2 separate regions of the Homo sapiens genome follow, and region 1 is linked to region 2. The links are chromatin loops, found by intact Hi-C in ENCODE. Cell type or tissue: PC-3. All regions are shown on one strand. Links, peaks and the distances in the headings refer to the core of each region. The heading gives the core; the rest is flanking DNA. Region 1 has its middle 51 kb from the start of MIR1302-6. Region 2 has its middle 160 kb from the start of MIR1302-6.

Region 1 (5,388 bases), core at 202-5,201, 110 kb before region 2:
GAATTCTGTGAGTTCTGTGAGAGGGCAGATAATCATAGTGGTGTATGACCAAGCACTCACCTTTTATCTTTAACTCTCAGAAGAAATTGTTTTTCAGAAAGAAATGTCAAAATGACATTATTCATGAGAAAAACTAGTCATGAGTTTTGGACTCTCTAGGAATGTAAACATGTTTAATAAAAGCTGGTGACAGTTTTTCGGTCTGCTGTTACTGGAAAGCCTGCTTGATTTCCTTCCCTGTGTTTTTCTGGTCTTGAGATCTCCAGTGCTTTCTGAAGATCCAGGAATGCCGTACAAATGGGAAAAGCCAGACTGTTATCTTGAACCTCTGTTTTTGAAATCTCTGTCTGATAAGGAAAAAAATATTGCAAGTCATTGTAGTTACTTGTTTGGTTTGTCACTGGAATTCCAAATATTTGCTTGGTGGTTCATGGACATGTAAATTTTGGGATATGTTACTATTGTTTAGGGTATACTGTCTGTAAAATAAGTTATTAACCCAGTGACTGTTAACTAGATCTTCCAAAAGCCCTGTCTCCTATCATTTTATGTGTATTGAAAAATTATTATAATTAGAGATTTTTTTAAACTCTTAGAAAATGAAAGTATACAGCTATGAAAATTCTGTTTGGGTAATTTTTTAAAAAATTTATTTTCAGTTCAGAGGTACATGTGCAGATTTGTTATACAGGTAAACTGTGTGTCACAGGGCTTTGGTGTACAGATTATTTCATCATGTTTGGATAATTTTTATGTTATTTTTTAATGCATTTTTATCCTTTTGTCTGTATTATTGTGCTTCCTTTTTTATTAAAGAAGAGTTGGATGTATCTTACTTTGGCTTTATGTTTAAAGTGAAACAGTAAATTGAAAGATTTTAACAGGTCGTGGTATGTCAATGAAAGAACCTAGAAATTAGCAGAAAAATGCAGGAAGCCAACTATAGATATTGGAAAAATAATACATACCATAACTTGAGTTAGGTAATGTACACTATCGAGTCTTTGAATTTCAATAAAGTATGTCAAAGTAGACATTGTATGTCATTTTCCCTTCTGTTGGGAGAACTGATAATCCGCCTACCCATCTGCCTTCCTACCTTTCTTAGTTTTCTTTCTTTTTCTTTTATTCTGCCTAAGTCCAGAAAAGATTTGGGGTCTATATAAGTAAGTTATGGAAAATAAAATACGTGAGGAGGAAGGGAAATGAAGGGAAATTGGGTACACCCTGTTAGTACCTGCATTTAAATTCTGTGAAGTTGCTTGAAGACGGATGGATCTGTGTCTGAGCTTCCTGATTAGCAAGTCTGTTGTCTATGGTGCGATTAATCTCTTCTCAGCCTAACTCTGATATAGTCACTGCCCTGTATAAGAAATGTCAGTGGCTCTCTATCACATCTATTTAAGGTATATAAGAACCCGTACCCTTTTCAGGCTTATCTTATTTTTCTCCTCAATGAACCCCACTCTGTTCAACATGTAGAGCTGCTTACCTTCCCCAGGTCCAGTTTTCTTGCTTGGAGGCCTTTGAATGACCCTTCCTCACCACTGGGAGTGTCCTGTTTACTTATCTTCAACACCCAGCTCCTACTCCATTCTTCTGTGAGGCCTTCCTGGGTGACGCTGACATTTGTTACCTCTCTCAGTTCTGGAACTTACCTTAGTACTGGGGTTGTCTTCTCTAATAGGCTTAGCTTTTTGAGGGCAAGGGACATCTAAGTACATTTTGTGGGGTGTATATAGAGTGAAGCAGTTGGCAGCTGTATTTATGGTTGCTCTCTTAGTTAAGTAATATACTGCCCAGCACACAAAAGGAGCCAAATAAGTGAAGAATAAAGGGCACTTTGTGAGGAGGCTGATTATAGTGGTGCTAGGGGCATGGAATTGGGGAGGAGGGAAGCAGTTGAATATACCTGAGCAAAACCAAACTGTTTCATATGTGTCATGAATCATATCCCTTTTCTTTTTGCTTATTCATTTGTTGACTTTCGGTTCTTTTCACCTCTAGTGCTATCCACTGAACTTCCTCCATCCCCCTACCTCCCCTTCCCTCCCGTTCCCTCCTCCACCTCCCCTCCCCTCCCCTCTCCTCTTTGACAGAGTCTTGCTCTGTCACCCAGGCTGGAGTGCAGTGGCACAATCTTGGCTTACTGGAACCTCCACCTCCCTAGTTCAAGCAATTCCCTTGCCTCAGCATCCCGAGTAGCTGGGATTACAGGCACATGCCACCATGCTGGCTAATTGTTTTGTATTTTTAGTAGAGACAGGGTTTCACTATGTTGGCCAGACTTGTCTCGAACTTCTGACCTCAGGCAATCTGCATGCCTTGGGCTCCCAAAGTGCTGGGATGACAGGCGTGAGCCACTGCACCCGGCCCCCCTCTTTCTAAGGTGGCTTATCTATTCATTGAACAACAAACATTGCAATAGGGTAGTCATTGTTTGCAAGACTTGTGGTTTCATACTGAGTTCTCTAAATGTGGGGAAGTTGCTAAGTTTGGCTCTTCTTCAGCTAGCACAGCGGTAGAAGCAGACCTACCACCCTCTTTCCTTTTAGTAACTTGAACTTCTCCCTGTTTCAATGCTTATAAACCACCTCTCTCCCAAAACAAATATGTATTGTGGTTAAGAATAGTGGAAAGAGTGACATGATTTTTAATTGTGGTTGAGCAGGAAATTGTTTTAAGTTAGTTTAGAATTCATTGATCCAACATTCTTTATACTTTTAAAAAGTAATACAGTTTTGCATACTGTATAATTAGCAGTAACTTTTAAATATACTACGTTTCTGAGGACCTTCAGTAAAATACATAGAAAGGAAAACATCCGGCTTAAAATTTGTGACTTTTCAATCTGTATACATTTTCAGTTCCTCTTATTTAAAGTGATAGACTAATAAATATTTTAATATAATGGTTGAAGTCTTTATTAAGATTAAATTAGGATCTTAAACTTTCTGTGTGTCTCCATTAAAGATGTGTTTTTGGCTTCATTATTTGACAGTGTTGTGGTATGGCATTTAATGGAGAACAAGATCTCTTACTTTGGAATGTATCTGGTCAAATGGAGTTCCTTTCATATTTGCCCAGGAAGCTTATTTTTCTAAAGATTATGGAAATAACAGATGTGGAACAAGCAAGCACTGCATGTCTTTCATTCAGAGTTCTCTGAGGAACCACCTTGGGTAGGCTTTTGTTTGTCACACACATAGCAAGTATGTCTTTACCCTGACTGATGCAATAGTCCAGCCTCCTGTGGGGTATCATCCACTAACAATAATGCCATAACCCATTAGTTGATTGCAAACTCTCTGAATCCATAGGGACTTGCCCCAGTCCAAATGAGTGACTAATTCTTAAACTACAAGGTAAAGCTGAGGTCCTAAGGGAGGAGGGACATGTTAAGGTTTGACTGTTTATTTTGCTTGTTATTACTGCAGGATCATTAAAGAAATGTTTATATCCTGTTGGGGTTCTATGTTCTTAACCACTATATAAGGATGAATAAGCTTTGTTTTTTTTGCTTCTACCTCTCTTATATTTCTTTCCATTCTCTACCCTCCCTCTCCTAAGGAAAAATGGTGTTCACACTCATTGGGTCTAAATAAACCCAAACGTCTTTTCTTTGAATATTTTATTACCTTATCTGTTTATCTATTAATGAGAAATTATACAAATGCATATTTGAAGTTCTTAGTAAAAGCCCAAGGACTTAAACGCAGCTCTGGAAACACCTGTCATCTATCTTTTATTTAGTAAATCTCCCTTTGTCCCAGATTCCTCATTTGGAAAATATGTCATGAATTTGTTATGTTGGTATCATAAAAGATGTAATTGTACAAGAGATAGTAAAGTATCACATGTTCATTTAGAATGATCACACATAAATATGTGCTTTTTTCTCTCAACCGTGACCTGTAACTATCCTTTTTTGAATGTCACAAAAATCTCATGTCTATAAGCCTCTCCACACTGATGAGATTGAGGCCTAAAACCATCATCTCCCAGCTCTGTCACAATTTCCAGATTTGTCTCTGTCTTTAGGTTTGCTCACTTTTGAGCACATAGAATTATGCCATCCTTTTCAAATTACATGTCAGCTCCTTACTTTATCCTACCCCCAGTAGTGAGCGCCTTAGTTGCCTTGCTTCATCTTTTGATGTGTTTTTACACTGTTTGTCATGCCAGCATTTCTTGTGAGCACCCTCCCCAAGACACATACACACACACACACACACACACACACACACACACACACACACACACACCACATTCTTAACCTATGGACATTTGCTGCTGTAAATTCATTATATATGGTGCATTGAAAATGTTTGCTCTGTGTTTCTTTCTGGACCTTGTGCTAGCAACTTTGTTTTGTCATTTTTGTCAAGTGATTTTCTTTTTTCTTTTTTTTTTCCAAATCAGCTAAGTCACTGATAAGATTGATGAGTATGAGAGATTGATCATTTTACAATTTCCATCCTGCGGCCATATGAGAGGTTGTATTTGGTACCTAGATTAGATCAAAGAGTGTCAGAACTCAATGGGCTGTATAACATGTGGCAGGTAGCAGAGTAAATTGGAAAGAATAAGAATACCAGAAGGAGCCAAGAAATACCTGTTGGAAACCCCAATCTGCCCTAACTAACTTTGGGCCTTTGAGAACAAGTTACTTTATCTCTCTGGATATCAGTTTTCTATCTTGTATTAGTTTCCTGTGGCTGCTGTAACAAATTACCACAAACTTGGTGGCCTAAAACAAAGGAAATGTATTTTCTCACAGTTCCAGAAGCCAGAAGTCCAAAATCAGTTTCACTGGGCTGAAATGAAGGTGTCAGTAGGACCTTGCTCCCCACAAAGACTCCAGGGGACAATCTGTTTCTTATCTCTTCTAGCATCTGGTGGCTGCTGGCATTCTTTGGTTTGTGACTGTATCACTCCAGTCTTTGCCTTTGGGGTCACATTGCCTTCTTTTGCGTGTGTGTCAAATCTCCTCCTCCTTCACTCTTATATGCATATGTGTGATTGTATTTTGGGACCACCTGGATAATCTGAGATAATCTCCCCATCTCAGAACCTTTAAGCATGTCTGGGAAGTCCTTTTTTTTCCCTAAGAGGTAACATTCACAAGTTCTAGGGATAAGGATGTGGGTATCTTTTGGGAGGTTGTTATTCAGCTACTAAACGCCTGAAATAATATCTGAAGTCATGCTGGCTTGGCTTGTAATTGCTATTCATTTCATTCATTTGTTCATTCACCAAACTTTTATTTCATGCCTAATATGTGCCAGACACTGTTCTAGGCAATAGGAATAACCCACTGATCATGCCTTTAGTAAATTCATTATATTGTTGGTGAGATTACCATACAGAATAAATGCTAAAATAAAG
Region 2 (5,388 bases), core at 328-5,327:
ACAAAGTTCTCCATTTCTTTGTTTGTGGAGTATTCTCCCCTCTGGCCCCAGCAAAAGAAAAAGTTAGAAAGGAGATCCTCTGGAAGTTAAACCAATGTGTTTAAGGTTAAACCCTGCCTCATGTCACTTGTACAATTTACACAACATTCATTTCCTTAAGTGCTACCATAATTTTGTGAATGTTAACATAAAGAAGTCCAGGAGGCCACCAAATTGTTCCCATTGGCTTTTTTGTGTAGTGTAGGATAATGAGGCAATTTTTGCTTTGTCTATATATATTTTGTGTATTACTTGATTTTATGATCATATATTGTTTGTGTGACTTTACCTTTAAAGTCAATAGAATTATAAATTTAATTTGGTATTTACAACACACATATGCACACACATATGTATATATTTTTTCATCAAACATTAGGCAAATGATGGTTACATGAAACATGAAACTCTGGGACTACTTCTGTTTCACAGGTTCAGATCCTGTGTCCTGACTTTTGGTTGAGAAAATATAGGCTCAGTTAATGTATTCAGTTGTGTGCTTTTACCCAATTTTCCATTATCTCCTATTTCATCTTCCACCAAAGTAACTTCAGACAAGAAAAGTGTGTTTGAAGACTACCACGGGTTAACTGCCTGTATTCCATTATAAAATCTTTGTATATCGTGTTAGTCTTTGGTTTTGTGGTCAGGATCGACTATAATGAATTCTGGTTCTTGATTTACCAAATGTGAGAACTTGGCCGATTTATCTAATCTTTGGGTAAATTAGTCTCCCCATGTGTAAATTAGGAATGAGAAAACTTAACCTTTAGGGTTGTTGTGAGAACTAAAAGAGCTCCAGTTTGTCCAGTGCTTGGTTTTATAGGGACTAGATACAGGTAGATTTCTTTCTTCTTCATTTGATTTAAATCCAACACTCACTCTTACTGTTGTCCCAGGTAAAATTTTAAAAATTCATTTTGCTATAAGTCAGACATGATTTTCAGCACTCTGATTTAAAAAGTAATGTGATTTCTTGTGGAATAACTAAAATAAGGACCCAATGACAGTTGTTTCCACATTAAAGTTGGGTGGATTTCACCTAAAGCTTCTGAATTGCCAGACAAGCTTCACTTTATCAAGGAGAAAAATTAAAATCCACTAAACCAAAGTAAAATGAACTAAAATTCCAGAAGCTAAAGGACAAGTAAAGGACACAGTCTTCACACTCTGGGCTTTTCTTTTGGTGTTCTTTCCATTGACTGTGGGATAAAATTTGGGGGAAATTGTGAGGGTGTGAATGGCAAGTGTATGTTTGGGTTCTAAGACTTGGGTCATTAATACCAAGTCATAATGTATATTTTTCTATCCCCTTTCTTACTCAGTATTGTTCATTTTTTAGTGTTATTCAGTATTTTCAGTATCATGATTTGTAGAAATTTTTATAATAATGACATAATTATACCATAATTTCTTTTACTATTTTCCTTATATTGGGAATATACACCATTTGCAGTTATTCAGTGACACTTTAAAGTAGCAGTGTGATGGACATTCATTTACATAAATCACTATCCACATCCTTGATTTTTTTTCTTTTGAAATGATTCCTAGAAATAGAATCACTCTTAAGGAGTGTGAACGTTTTAAAAGATTCTTGATATAGTGTGACATTTTTTTCCCTGGGAAAGGTGTACCAATTTACACTCCTACCAGCAGTGTTTTTCACATCATGTGCTTGTCATTATCTATTAGCATCAATGATATATGAAAATGTTAATGTTTCATAATTTACATTTACTTGCTTACCAGTGAAGTTGAGTGTTATGTCTTATGTTTACTAGAGAAGACAGGCACACTGGAATGCTCCTTCTTTTCAGCAAGTACATATTTAGACACTTTGTGTTCCAGTGGTAGTTTTTCTCATTTATTTGAATATATGTCAATAAGCAAAATCTTGGCTAAAAATAATCACCTTAGCACTAAATTTAGTCAAGTGTCAAAGGCATTTTAAAGAGACTAAATTTGGGATGCATCTCAGAAAAACATACTGCATGATACTATGCTAATGAGATTTTCTTTTTATGCTGGGCAACTGGTAATTTTGTTGTTCACCCTGAGTTCCCCAACAATGTTGAACTAGCAATTTTCAAACCTGTAAACATTTGCTTTTGTAGTCAAAATTGAAAGATACAATTGAAAGGAAAGATTTAGTTCACAAACTGTATAATCTTCTGATTCTGCAGAATTGAAATGAATAAACTTGAACACATATTTAAGAACTCAAGCTCTAGTCAGCATATAACTTAAGAGGGAAAAGGTTGAATTTCCTTTCAAAATAAGCACCGTGCATGACCATGCTTCCTAAGAAAAAAAGAAAAGGTAATATCTCTAAAAATTGTATCATCATTATTTTCATACCAGTTACCATGGTTCAATTAGTCCCTCTCTATCCAGTCTAGTGGTACATTTTTCTAAATTGTGAAAATTCAATAATAATTACATATATAGTAATATGTATTTATATAATATTATATAATATGTAAAATAATAATTATAGTTTATATAAATGTGTGTTTTAAGTGGTCTTATTATGTATGATATTTCAAGGTGTAAGCTTATTTTTCAGGATATTGTGTTTTGGTACCTAGGAGGATCAGCTTTGAATCATTTCTAGTTACATATTTCTAATTTGGGGGAAAATCAGTTTTTATAGGAATAAAATGTGGTCCAAGTCTTTAGCAGAGTGAAGGATAAGACTGAATTATAAAAAGAGAGGTTTAATAAAGTATTTTTTAAGCCTTAGAGGAAGTTAATAAAATAATTTTATTGAATTCCATCATGACTCATCTTCTAATATTAATTTTGTAAATAGGAAAAAGGTAATTAAATTACTAAAGCACCTTCATTTTAAAGGTTAACTTTATTATTATTGCTCATAGGAAAGTTTATTTTTTACCACTTTTAGAACACTAGGTCTTTTTAAATTGATGCACAATTCATTTGGGTGCTTTCTATGACACGCAGTCAGACTTGCCTCCTTCCTGTGTGGGCTCTGACTATCTAATAAAAGAGATAATGTAATGACTTACATATCTAGAACACAAGGTAATGATTCCATTACCAGGCATATCCCTGTTCTGATTTGCAGACAGTTTAATTTTTACATCTGATCTTTAACTAGTGCTTCAGATGAAGCAGAACTGGGTATTTGAAAGGAATTTAATTTGTTTTGCCCATTTTAATGGTAGTTTTTTCTGAGTGTATTTAAAGAGCTTTTTATAACTACCATCTTCCAATTTTTAAAATGGAAATATATTTTCTATTGCTTATTTTTTTTTACTGCAAAGCCTTATTTGTTTATTTTAGAAAAATTAGAAAATACTGCAAAGAAAAAAGAAAAATGAAAAAATAATATATTCTTAGAGAATTCTCATTAACATGTTGGCAGATACTCCAGTTTATTCTATATAATTCCTATATACAATAGGGGATCAAAGTACTTGTTACACTGAATACCATACTCTGACATTACATATTTTGTAAATGTTGTTATATGTTTTTGATTGAGCAACCAGTAATCATGTTAGCCTGAAGACAAACTTTGCATAGTTCAAAGAGTGTTTGCCAACTCTTTTTTAAAAAGGAGGTTTCACATAAAAATCCAGATGTCCACCTTCTCTTGATAGATGGGGATTCTGTGCTGCTGGGGCTCAGAATCCTGGTTGGCCACAGTTGAGAGCAGATGGCCACAGTTGGCCTTAGCCAGCCAGAGCATGCACTCTGCATTCAGCGCATTCCTGCCCTGGTCTCCTTCACATCTTGATGTGCCTACCTGACTCCCAAAGCCAGCTGTTTGAAGGGTAGTAGTTTGTCTAGGGTAGTGCTTTTCAATGAGGCTGTACTGGCCCCTAAGGGAAGACTGGAAAGTGTTTTCTGGATGCCGCAATGCTTGGAGAGCACTACTGGCATTTAGTGGACTGCAGTCCTGTTATGTGAGAGGACTGGACCCGGAAGTTGTGTCCTGCATTTTCAACAATCCCTTTGGGTAGTCATATAGGTGAAACACCTGTTTATAATTATTTGAGCCTGGAAACAAAACTGGTTGCACATATAAAAATTGCTTTAATTCAATTTTAGTATACGTTGAATTTCCTAAGACTACAGCTACTGTATAATTTCAGGTAAAATTGTTCTTTGCTTTGGAAGGTTTACTGTGCATTGTTCACCATTTGGAAAACCATGTTGCTGACAACAAGGTGGCTCATGGTATTTGAATAACCAACACAGTGCAGCTCCATCAGTGCTCATTTGTAGCACCCTTGTTCAATACAACAAAAAGCAAAATTAACACTCCTTTAACATTTTTTATGAATAAGAAATAAATATCAGATCTTATGAGAGAATATTAATTCTTCTTTGTGTGTTCTTTACTTTTACCATCTATAATTTGCCTTGGCATGTTATCTAGACTTCAGTTACTCTTATTTTCCTTTTATCACTTGCCTGTAAGCCTGCTTTATTGTTTCTTATTCTAATACTAAATTTTAGCCTAATGTCCATGTAACCACTCAACCCTCCAGTCTTTCACTTTCTTACTCTTCTTGAAAAAGTACTGGCTGCTTATTACTTCTCTTTAATTCATATTTACTTGTTGGTAGTAGGGCAGGCATCAGATGACTTCCTCAATATGTAAGTTATGTTCATGCCTGGAGCACTTTATGATTAAAAAGAATATTATGTATAGAGGTTGTTTGTATAAACTATGAGCTTTGTGTTAGGTTAGTAAAAGCGGCATTACAAAATACTTGTTTTTAAAAGTGAAGCTTTGTGCTTGAGCAGCTTAATGCTCTAGGTGACCATCGAGAATATACATTGGTCCTAAAGAGGCTTACAGGCTTCTAGAAAGACATTACATAGAAATAAGTTATGCCTAGACTGAGAGGATGATGAAATATGCTCCAGGATTTCAGAGAGGGGCAAGTAGGTGTGTTTGAATGGATGAGGAAGGCCTGTGGATGAAGCCGAGGAGGTGCCACCAAACCTAGATGCTTGGGGAAGCTGTTAAGAGTTTTGGAGAAGGGGACAATGAAGCAAAGTTCTCTCCCTTTCTTTTTCACTTCCCCCTCTTCTTTTTCTTCTAGAACTGTGTCTTTTCTTCTTTCTTTCCTGAAGATGCAAAAGCCACAGATGTAAGTGAGAGGGACTAAAGCCAGAGTCATGACTATGAAGTATTGATTTCAGGTGTTTGTTCTCACCTTAAACTCAGACCAAATATAAAAATATGACCTTGGGGGCTTAGAATTGTGCAGTTTTTGTTCTTCAAGAGAAACTATTGGAGAGATCTCAGAGCAAGGCATTGCTTGTATTTCCCTTCAGTGTAGTACTTAGATTTTCATTTTCTTAGAT

The links. Peaks named below come from ENCODE experiments on the same cell type or tissue, not always from the same donor. Only the 100,000 strongest peaks of a DNase experiment are listed, where the experiment ranks them.
Region 1: a loop joins it to region 2, with 4 times the contacts of the local background. A loop is called at or near these places in 2 of 110 quality-filtered maps.

Annotation. Positions count from the first base shown.
Region 1 is chr7:18,176,010-18,181,397 of GRCh38, forward strand. It overlaps a transcript of HDAC9 not described here. Among named protein-coding and RNA genes, the nearest start is that of MIR1302-6, 51 kb to the left of the region's middle. RefSeq lists enhancers at 1,503-1,647, 2,312-2,421 and a cis regulatory region at 1,566-1,583. In PC-3, for the core only: no CTCF peak of the experiment used is centred there; DNase peaks (open chromatin) are centred at 1,602, 1,932, 2,452 and 3,292; H3K4me3 peaks cover 2,461 bases; H3K27ac peaks cover 4,347 bases.
Region 2 is chr7:18,283,896-18,289,283 of GRCh38, forward strand. It overlaps a transcript of HDAC9 not described here. Among named protein-coding and RNA genes, the nearest start is that of MIR1302-6, 160 kb to the left of the region's middle. In PC-3, for the core only: no CTCF peak of the experiment used is centred there; no DNase peak of the experiment used is centred there.